2 separate regions of the Homo sapiens genome follow, and region 2 is linked to region 1. The links are chromatin contacts, found by POLR2A ChIA-PET in ENCODE. All regions are on one chromosome and are shown on one strand. The core of a region is the stretch at or near the end of the contact, and the rest is flanking DNA. Distances in the headings are between cores, read along the strand shown. Region 1 overlaps BABAM2 (BRISC and BRCA1 A complex member 2). Region 2 overlaps BABAM2 (BRISC and BRCA1 A complex member 2).

What was found. ChIA-PET counts read pairs that join two places held with the same protein, here RNA polymerase II (POLR2A).
Region 2: POLR2A ChIA-PET joins it to region 1 with 13 read pairs in BJ. The contact joins two enhancer-like sites. POLR2A ChIA-PET finds 5 or more read pairs at or near these places in 2 of 52 experiments (AG04450 and BJ).

What each region holds. Positions count from the first base shown.
Region 1 is chr2:28,223,378-28,228,427 of GRCh38, forward strand. The region is part of intron 7 of BABAM2 (BRISC and BRCA1 A complex member 2); the gene reads left to right. Among named protein-coding and RNA genes, the nearest start is that of BABAM2-AS2, 85 kb to the right of the region's middle. Within about 2 kb of position 1,871, at least 7 of the 41 ENCODE cell types and tissues checked have a DNase peak (open chromatin) inside an H3K27ac peak, as active enhancers do.
Region 2 is chr2:28,335,494-28,340,108 of GRCh38, forward strand. BABAM2 (BRISC and BRCA1 A complex member 2) reads left to right here. Exons shown (of 12, transcript NM_199191.3): 12 at 2,957-3,408. The coding sequence ends at 3,020. Among named protein-coding and RNA genes, the nearest start is that of BABAM2-AS2, 27 kb to the left of the region's middle. RefSeq lists a silencer at 575-775 and an enhancer at 4,477-4,615. Within about 2 kb of position 3,023, at least 18 of the 41 ENCODE cell types and tissues checked have a DNase peak (open chromatin) inside an H3K27ac peak, as active enhancers do.

The sequences.
Region 1 (5,050 bases), core at 621-3,120:
CATTTCCTGGGGCAGTAGCTGGCACCAGGGCCAGGCACCCGGGCTTGGCACCTGAGCTGCATCAGCAGAATGGGGAGGAGAGAGGGTCCTTACAAGCAAGCACCTGCCTACAGCCCCTTAAACTGGCTCTGCCCTTCTTCCCTTCATTGTTCACCGCCTTGACTTGATCGTACTCTCTGCTTATTGGGCAGCTGTGGTGGGAGTGAGAGTAGAGGTCTCCAGAGGGGACAGGAAGATCAATGGGCAACTGGAATGACACCAATAACTCGGCTCTTCAAGGTAGAACTGGGGCCAGGCTGAATGTTGCCAAAATTAGAAGAGCAGCAACTTTACCTATTAACTGAGGTCTTTAACTTCTGAGGATAGAAGATTCCTTCTGTATGGTTGAAACAGCATTTCTCAGGGGTGGGGCAGTCAGGTAGTCTGTCCTTTTAGTCCATATCAGAACCAGCTATGAGCTTTTTTCCTTCTTTTCAAATAACACATTTCTCCACCCTGAGATTCCAATATGCTATGCTAGAACAAGGGTGGGAGAAAAGGTATGTCTCCTCCCACCCCTTCCTCTCTCCCCAAGAGAAATCTCTGAAGGGAGGTCACACTACTTTGGTGTTCAGGGACAGATACACTTCTACTCACTGCTTGTATATGCAACAGATGATGTTGAAGAAGAGGCTATTTCCCACATTAACCAAAGTGGCACATGACTCCATGTGAACCAAACCAAAACAACAAAAATACTTACCTTCAAACAGTTTAATTTACCCAGTTAATCACAAAAGATTAAAAAATTGCTAAATCAGAAATTCTCTACCTGTAACTGATGTTTTCATTGATGATGAATATTAGAAACATTAACTATATCACATACTCCCTGAGGACATAGAGTGGTGACTTGCAAATGTTTTGGTTTGGAATTGTGGCACCTTATTGTTGTCCCTAAATGGTTTACATATTGCACACATTTTTAATTTAAAAACAAGAAACAAAACAACCACTTTAATTTCACGCAAGCCCTTTTGTGATAACTGCAGACATGAGTGTCATAGAGCCAGACCCCTGACTTGCTGCCAGTAAAATGAATGTGTCTTTAAAATTTTTGCAAACAAATTTAGTCTTAACTCTTCTCTGGCTTACTAAATTGTGGGATGCTTCGTACTTCAGTTTGCGGTACTTGAGCTTTAGAAGCGTGCCTGAATGGTGCTCAAGACACTGCTGTGGGCCTCTGCTGACAATGCAAGCTCTCACAAAACTGAACGTTTGGCCCATTTACCATAAAGAAGCAAACAGTCCCCATCCTAAGGACAGGCCTAGCCTAAGGTTAACAGTAAGAGCAACATTTTGTTGCTTCATTTTCCTATTAAGCTCTGGGTTGCTGATTGAAGCAGAATTCCAATGTTTTGACACACCACCACATTGTTAGCACGATAGGGAGGATTTGATTATGGGAGAACAAGTCCAAAAACGGTAAATTGACAAAAAAAAAAAAAAAAAAAAAAATCTGGGGCCCTGTTTCTCAAGGCAGCTTTTGTGGTTGCATTCCTTTATTTGATGTGGTTCTTTCCTTCTCCTGTGCCAAACGGTGCAATGTGGAAAAATGATGAAGTTGCAAAAAAAGGAGAGTGGATAGGGAGTGAACTGTTTAGTAACAAGAGAAAGAAAACAGAGCTTAGGGATCAAAGACAAAAATACCTGTTTCTCCAAGTAGGAAGAAGAAAATTAACTCAGGGGTTCTTTCCTGAAGCCTGGATAAAGGCTGAGCCCTGCTCTCAGCTGGTGCTGCTTAGGCCAACCCGGGCTGATCGCAGTAGAGACAGGGCAGCCACAAGCTGTCTGTAGGTGAGAAGAGCAGCAGCTAGAGAAAGGGCAAGGCTGAGTGCTATGGGTTCCCAAAGACAGTCGGGCTAACAAGGGTGGGCGCCAGGGAGGAAGGATGGAGAGCAAAGGCTGCCTTCAGCATCAGACTGAACACGGTTAACACCAGCCAGCCCTGCAGGCATCAGAATCCAGAGGAGGAAGCATCAGAATCGAAAGGAGGAAGAGGCTTCCATGCAGGAACAGGATTTTATTTATTTACAATTTGAAGGCTGGATAGCTTCTCTATTGTGTGGTTTATGACATTTTCTGAGTGTTAAAATTATCTCTTTTTGCACTGTGAAAAGAGCATATATGATTCATGTTAATATTTCTGAGGATCAGTCACCAACTAACAGCTAGTATTTTGGGTGGGAGGAAGGCTTTTGTAGGCAGCTTTTTCACCTAACATAGAAGTTAAAAAGCACCAGAATATGCCTCAAGCTTCGTTCAAAATCATATAAATAGCTCCCTCTTGCACAGTTACAATCTAGTATGGTTGTGAGAACTCCCACAGTCCACGAGTTGCCTAATGCTCACCTCACCCTTGCCTGAAAAAAGCTAATTCCTGTGGTTTACCTGCTGATGGAATATAGCTTCTAAGAAGTTTGACCAAAGGGCCTCTTTTCATTTTTGCTAATAACCTATTCTAGGGGGGTGGGGTTTGCCTATATTTCTTCCTGGATACTTTTCGTACTTTCAGCATCTGTAGAACTGTCAAATATTTCTATAATCCTAGATCAAGAGTCAGCAAACTAAAACCTCCTGGCCAAATCCAGCCCACAGCTAAGAATGACTTTTACATTTTTTAAATGGTTAGAAAAATATTTAAATAATAATGTTTCATGACTCGTAAAAATTACATGAAACTTGAATTTTAGTATCCATAAACAAAATGTTGTTGGAACACAGCCGTGCTCATTCATTTACATATTATCTGCGGCTGCCTTTGCACTTCAGCAGGAGAGCTAAGTAGCTGCAATACAGGCATTATGGATGCAAAGATGACAATATTTACTACCTGGCCTTTTACTGAAAAAGTTTGCCAATCCCTTTCCAAGACCGTTAAACTCTTCTTTTCCATAATGACTATTTCCATAAAGATATATACATTTATTGGCTTTTAATGTTCATTTAGAAATTTGACTTCCATCTCTTTTTTATATTCATTGGACTTTAATACTACAAATATTTTTTAAGTGTCTAATATGCTTGGCATTATTCTTGCTAAGAATAATGAGGTTATAAAAGTGAACAAAACAGAGGCAGATCCTCATTCTGGAGGAGATTATATTCTAGTGAGGAGTCATGGGGGGAGATGATGAGTGAATACGTGTAGAATGTCTTATGCCACGGAGAAAACGACAACACAGAAGACCAAGTACCAGAGATGGAAGGGGCTTATCTTAAATAGATGGTTCAGGAAGCCTCACTCAGAAGCTGACATTTGAGTAAGACCTGAAGCAGGTGAAGAAGCCCGCCCCGCAAATGGCTGGGAAGAGTTCCAGGCAGAGAGAACAGCAGGAGAACTGGGCCAGTGCCCTGAGGTGAAATTGCCCCAGCTTATCCAGGGAGGTTTTAGCCCCAGTGAGAAGTTCAGTAGGTTCTGAGCCCTGCTCTCAGTGGGCGCCTCTTAGGCCAACCAGGCCAATTGACTATGGGGTGTGAGAGAAAGGAGTCAGCAATGACAGAGGTTTTTGGTCTGGGAACCAAGAGATAGAAGCTGCCATTTTCTGAGATGAGGTGGATATGGGAGTAGGTTTTGGGGGCAGGGTTGCTTGTGAGCAGGTTGAGTTACAAGTTCTGAGTTCAAGAAAGGCCTGAGCCAGACAGATAACATTTAGAATTTGTTAGTTTAAAGGAGAAATTTCAGCAGTGAACCTGGCTGAGATTCAATCTCAAAGCCCAGATTTTTTTTTTTAATCTCCAGAACATCTCTCACTTTACAACTAAACAGAACTTTTTATTTTTTTAACCTCACGTTTTCTTTCCTTTGCAGTTCACCATTGGCATCGCATCAGGATCTATCCCTGTTCTTGCTTCCTCTCTAGGTAGATACCCCTCACCAGTAGGCACCCTGGGCAGCCTGAAATATGAAATATGCCTTTCTCAATGGGCAAAAAGCTGCTCGGTGTGGTGCAGGACGCATGGTCTGCTGTCCACATTGAGAACCTGGCCTCGGATCCATTGCCCTGCCTTGTTAAGTAGTGTCTGTGTCCTCGTTACTTCCAGCCTCAGTTTTGATTTGACTGCTTCCTTGCCTTGCCTTCTGTTTACCTGAATATAACCACACTCATTTTACCCATGTGTACATCTGGCAGAAACCACCTTTTTTCTGGTAGTTTCAATAAATGTCTTATCTCCCATACTAGGCCTTAAGAGCAGACCTGTGTTTTCCTTACCTTCCTGTTGTCCACAGTGCCTTTCAAGTAGTCAGTGATCCCATGCCACGGGGATGGGAGGCACATTTGCATTGACCACACCCCTTCCCATTCCAGCCCTGGCCGTGCATCATTGCATGAGGTCTAGAGCAGTATTTTTTCAAACTGTGGTGTGAGGACCACCTGCATCCACTAAGGAACAGGTTAGCATGCACATTCCCAGGTCTCACCTCCGACCTGCTGAATAAACCTAGTAAATTGCCTTCTTTGGGGTGGGATCTGGGTATCTGAGTTTTTAACAAGCCCTCCCACCCCCTCCAGATTATTCTTAAGCAAATATGAAAACTCCAGGTACAGAGAAAGATTACAATTCCAGTTTCACTGTTTCCAGCTTGGACAAATCATCCATCTCAAGCCTCAGGTTTCTTTCTTCTCTCTACAATGAGTATGTTGACACTTGCTACCTGTTTTGTAAAGGTGTTGTAAAAACTCAAGCAAGGAGCACTTTGGAAACCTGTGCTAATCTCATCTTCTGGTATCTTTTCATTTTCATGTGGAGGTCAAGCTTTAGCTACCTACAGATTGACTTCTTGAACACAGAGACCAGTGATGTGCACGTGAAGTTACCTAGTGCTATTTATGTGCCTGAACTTTTAGTAAATACCAGGTAATAGAAATCAGGTAGATACCCTTCTGTGTCCTGGAAAGGCAGAAGGCTTTTTTCTTGTTCTCTACATCTTTCTTGGACCATCATTAAAACATGTGTGCAGTGAGAAAGAAGGAGTTAGAAAAATGTTTGTAGGTTAGTCTAGGATAAC
Region 2 (4,615 bases), core at 1,773-4,272, 110 kb after region 1:
TAATGGACATACTGTAACTGCTTCTTGCAAGCTCGTGGTCATCATTAGTTACATTAAAGCCACAGCCCATCACCAAGTGCTTTCTACACTGAGCCAGGCCTAGTGGTCACTGGGAGCAGGATGTGCTCCCGCTTTCCAGGGGCTGGCAGATAAGACCTGTGCACATGGGACAAGTGCCCCAGAAGAAGCACGGACAGTGTGCAGGGAGATGACCTCCTGGGGACCAGGGGAGACTTGATGGAAGCAGGAGTATTTGTCCTGAGCATGAATAAGCCCAGAGGTGGCAAATGGCATGTGTGAGGAAGAGCAAGTAGTCAAATGAGAAGAAGGGAGAGGCAGTAGATCCAGGGCTCGTATCCTGGACCGTGGCCAGCTCAGGGGGGTCTGTGACATCCCCGGGTTGCTGTGGGGCGTCTTACCTGCAGTTTCTCTGAGGAGAGGATCCTTCACTTTCTTAGCTTCTCAAAGGGTCGCATGATCTCAAAAAATGTGATAGAGGAACAGAATAGATTTTCTTCCTAATGACTTGGAGCCAGATAGAGTCATTGAATGCCAGGCTGAGAGTTTGGAGGACATTAAGGTCTTGGTCAGGAAAGGGACAGAGACTCACACTGTAAGAGAATCAGTGTAGCTGCAAACATAGGCAAAGGAGGCCTCATGTCCAGGGGAGAAGCAGCTTCTGCAGCAGTGCCATCGAAAGATAAGACAGGAGCTATGGGAGTCACTACGGATGGAGGGACTTAGCGGCAGGAACCTTGAGGATGAATTCACCGTAGGGGTTTAGGGAGAATGGAAACTGGTTCGGAAGGAAACTGAAGGTTCTGTTACAGAAAACCAAATTGGTCAGAGCATTTTCAGATACATAAAAGTGATGAAAACATCCATTTGGAACACTAGTTTGAGTTACAGAGTGACAGGTAGGGTGTCCCACAGGTGGTTGGAGACGTGGGACTGGAAGTTTGAGGGGAGGGAGGGCTGGGCTAGCGGTGCTGCAGGACCAGGAGTTCCCACCTTGCTCTGTGTGACCCCAAGGATGATGGCGCCTGGGAGTGCCGAAGGAGGGGCAGGGAGAGGTAGAGAGAGGCAGGACAGCTGTGGCACCACATGTCACAGAAGTCACAGGGAAAGAGAGCTTCCAGAGAGAGGAGCTGACGTTTCAGTGCTGCAGAGGCCATGGTGGAGGCCAGCACTGAGAAAGAGCTGGAGCATTCCAAGGCCAGATTGGAAAGAGGGCTGCAGTTGACTTGAAGGGGGCGGGCAGCCGGTGGCACCAGCCGCTGCATTTGCTCTGCTCCAGAGACAACTCCAGGGCCTGTCAGATTGCGTGGGGCTCTTTGCCCTATGGCACAGGATCCCCGGTGAGTGCTCGTGCTTCCTGAGCAGTTTTCTGTTCTCTTCTCACTGCTGCTGTGAATCTGCCTCCTACCCTTGGGTTAGCTCCTCCACTCCAGATTTGCTGCTTCTGATCTCCTGGGAGCTGGCAGCTGGTAGAGCCAGGCTCAGTAGGACCAGATCCTAAATGAAATGGACTGTGGGAGGTTCCCTGTGGGTGAGGCGATGAGACCTTTGCAGTGCTGAGGGTGACAGGTCTTGGTGGCCCTGCCTGGTTCTTGCCATTGCTCTGAGGTGAGATATCTGGACACGTAAGGTGTCACTGTGATTGTGTGGGTGTCGGTGGGGCAGGGCTAGAAGGCAAGCCTGGTGACCAGGAGCACGGGTGCCCACCTCCTTCCTCTGCAGCCCCTCCCTTCTCCTCCCCTCACTTTTCTCCCTCACCTCTCAGCTGACAGCAAGCTGCTGCTGGAAATGCCCCTCCACTGCCCCTTCCCTGCTGCATGGACTGTGGCCCGCGGGACTGCCATTGGTGCCCTGATGTGGGGTTACCCATGTGTCCGTCTCCTCCACACTGCATTCTCCCACACGGCGTGATCCCATGGCTGGGTCACCCCGCCACCCCTGATGCCTTGTACAGTGCCTGACACAGTGTGGGCTCGGCGGGTGCACATCTGAGGTAGAACGTGGCCCTGCTTCCACAGATTAGAAACCTGGATGCCGGAAAGGCCAAACGGGCTGCCCCCGGTCCTGCCACCCCTCTTCCACTGACTGGGAAATGTTCTCTTAACACCCAGCCTAGCTTTCTTTCCAGTAGACCAGACTGCATGTGCGTTTGGAAATAAATGGAGCCCATGAATCATTTAGAAATTATTAGGGCTGGGTGTGGTGGCTCAGGCCTATAATCCCAGCACTTTGGGAGGCCGAGGCAGGAGGATCCCTTGAGGCCAGGAGTTTGAGACCAGTCTGGGTAATGTAGCAAGACCCTGTCTCTGTGAAAAAATGAAAAAACAATTGCTGACATGGTAGCACACACCTATAGTCCTAACTACTTGGGTGGCTGAGGCAGTAGGATCACTTGAGTCCTGGAGGTCAGAGTTACAGTGTGCTGTGGTTGGACCACTGAACTCCAGCCTGGCTCACAGAGTGAGGTCCTGTCTCTAAAAAAATCAAATGTGTTAAAAAACTTATTAGACCCTCTTTGTCTTTATGAAGTCAAAGGTCCAACTGAGTGGAAAATGCAACCTTCCTGATACTCTAGATCACTAAATGACTGCGTGGTTCAATTGCACACACACTGTCTTGTAGCTTGGACCAGGCCCTTGTCTTTGTCCTGAAAAAAGGCAGCCGGACCTAAGTGCAGATATCTCATAGGAATTGGCAGCCAGGAGGGTGCACGTACAGGCCCTTTGAATATTCCTGAGAGATGTCACAGTAGTGAACTGCATGCATCTCCTCGGAAAAATCCGGAGGGCTTTGCCTCAGCAGAGAAGGCAAATCCAACCCAAGATGCATGAACAATAAATAACAACTGTTCTGAGTTAGCTTGAAAGCTCCCAGTTGCACTTTGTTTCAAGTTGTTTGTGCTAACCACAATTTTTTTTCTCCCCTTCTTTCCCACCAGGGCTTATTTCAAAACCTTTGTCCCTCAGTTCCAGGAGGCAGCATTTGCCAATGGAAAGCTCTAGGAAACACCAGTCTTGAGAGGTGGCCAGCCAGACTGCCTGTCCACATGCGTGTCAGCACATACAGCCGCTTCCTGGAAGCCGCCTGGAATGTCTTCACGGCAGCGTTTTGCTCACACAGCAGCTTTTGCACGCCCCAGGCAGCCCCGACTGCTGAAATCCAACTTGAGCTGGCTGGTGGTCCCTGGATCCTAGAGCCCTTCACTTCGGGTTACTCCCTCTTTCTTGCCTCTATTTCTTAGTTGGAAGAAATAAACTCACAAATTATGGTGCAGTAATTTTCCGGGGAAAGTAAAGCCTCAGGAATGCCCACGCCTTTCTTCCAAAGCCTTTGTCTCTGAGACCTCTTAAGTTCTAAGATTAAATGCCCCTCGCTGTTCTTCCTCTGAAACTAGTGTCTTCCCTCTGTGCGTGCATGTGTGTGTTTCATACCCAAGCATTTCCTATCTGGGGCAGTCCTTCACGGCGAGAAGGAGTTACCTGAGTCAATGTGACCAACCTGCTGGGTTTCAGCCACTCATCCAGCCTGACCTAAGGCTGTTGCTCAATAACAAATGGCCTCTAGCACACACAGCCCCACCCGCTGCCATCCATACCCCTCCAGCCCCCTGTGTGGACACCTTGTTCCCAGGCCAGCCCCACACAGTAGGCAGTCATTAAAGTTTGGTGAGTGCACCAACGGCTCTGTCCTTCCGGCTCTCCCCTCTCCATCCCCTCTGGGCCTCTGCAGCACTGTGTGAATTATACACAAAGACAAAGCTTGGGTGTCATGGTTTATCAGAGGAATGTGTCTGCTTTCTGGGCTTGGGGACTGGCAGTTGTGCAGCCAGCCAGGAACAGAGCTGGGGAAGATACCCTGAGCAGGCGACATCTTCCCTGAACTTACTGATCATCACAGCCAGAAGGGTCTTCAGAAGTCATCTCGTTTCTACCCCGTTACTCCCTTCAGTGTACAGAGGACAGAACTAAGGCCCAAGAGTTAAGGAAACATGCAAATTAGAAACAGCAAATTAGGAACAAACCTGGGAACTTGGAGCCAGGCCTCCTTGTACCATCACACACTCGCTTAGCTGAAACACAAGATGGCTACCGTCGGCTTGGCCATATCACCAGGTTTACAGTTTGGTTTAGCATGGTCCTGTCCTGATGGCCTTCCACACAGGGAAGCAGGGCCCACGCACCACCCACAGAGGTGAGGGCAAGAGCTGGCCTGGGTGCTCGACCTGACACCCTCTGGCCTTCCCATTCCAAGGCGAAGCCACTGGCCCCTCCTGCAGGACACACACATGATTTTACAGGGCCTCTCACCTGGTCCCTTAGTTCCCCTCGTGGCTATTGGAGCCCATTTTTACCAGGTGAGCGCAAAAGAGAACCATCCCTGGGCCCTTGTGAAGACTGGTGAGGAGAAGTCGTGCCTCTGCTTCCTGTGTTCTCTGGCACCCAGGAATGTTCTCAGGAGGCTGGAGATCAGCTGGAACAGACCTCCCATCTTGCCTGTCAGCTGGAGGCCTGCCCAACTCTGGGTTTTTTCACCGTGTGGGTACTATGCCCCCTACCCTGAAACTTTGGGAATTCCCAGGACAAGAACAACAGTCCAG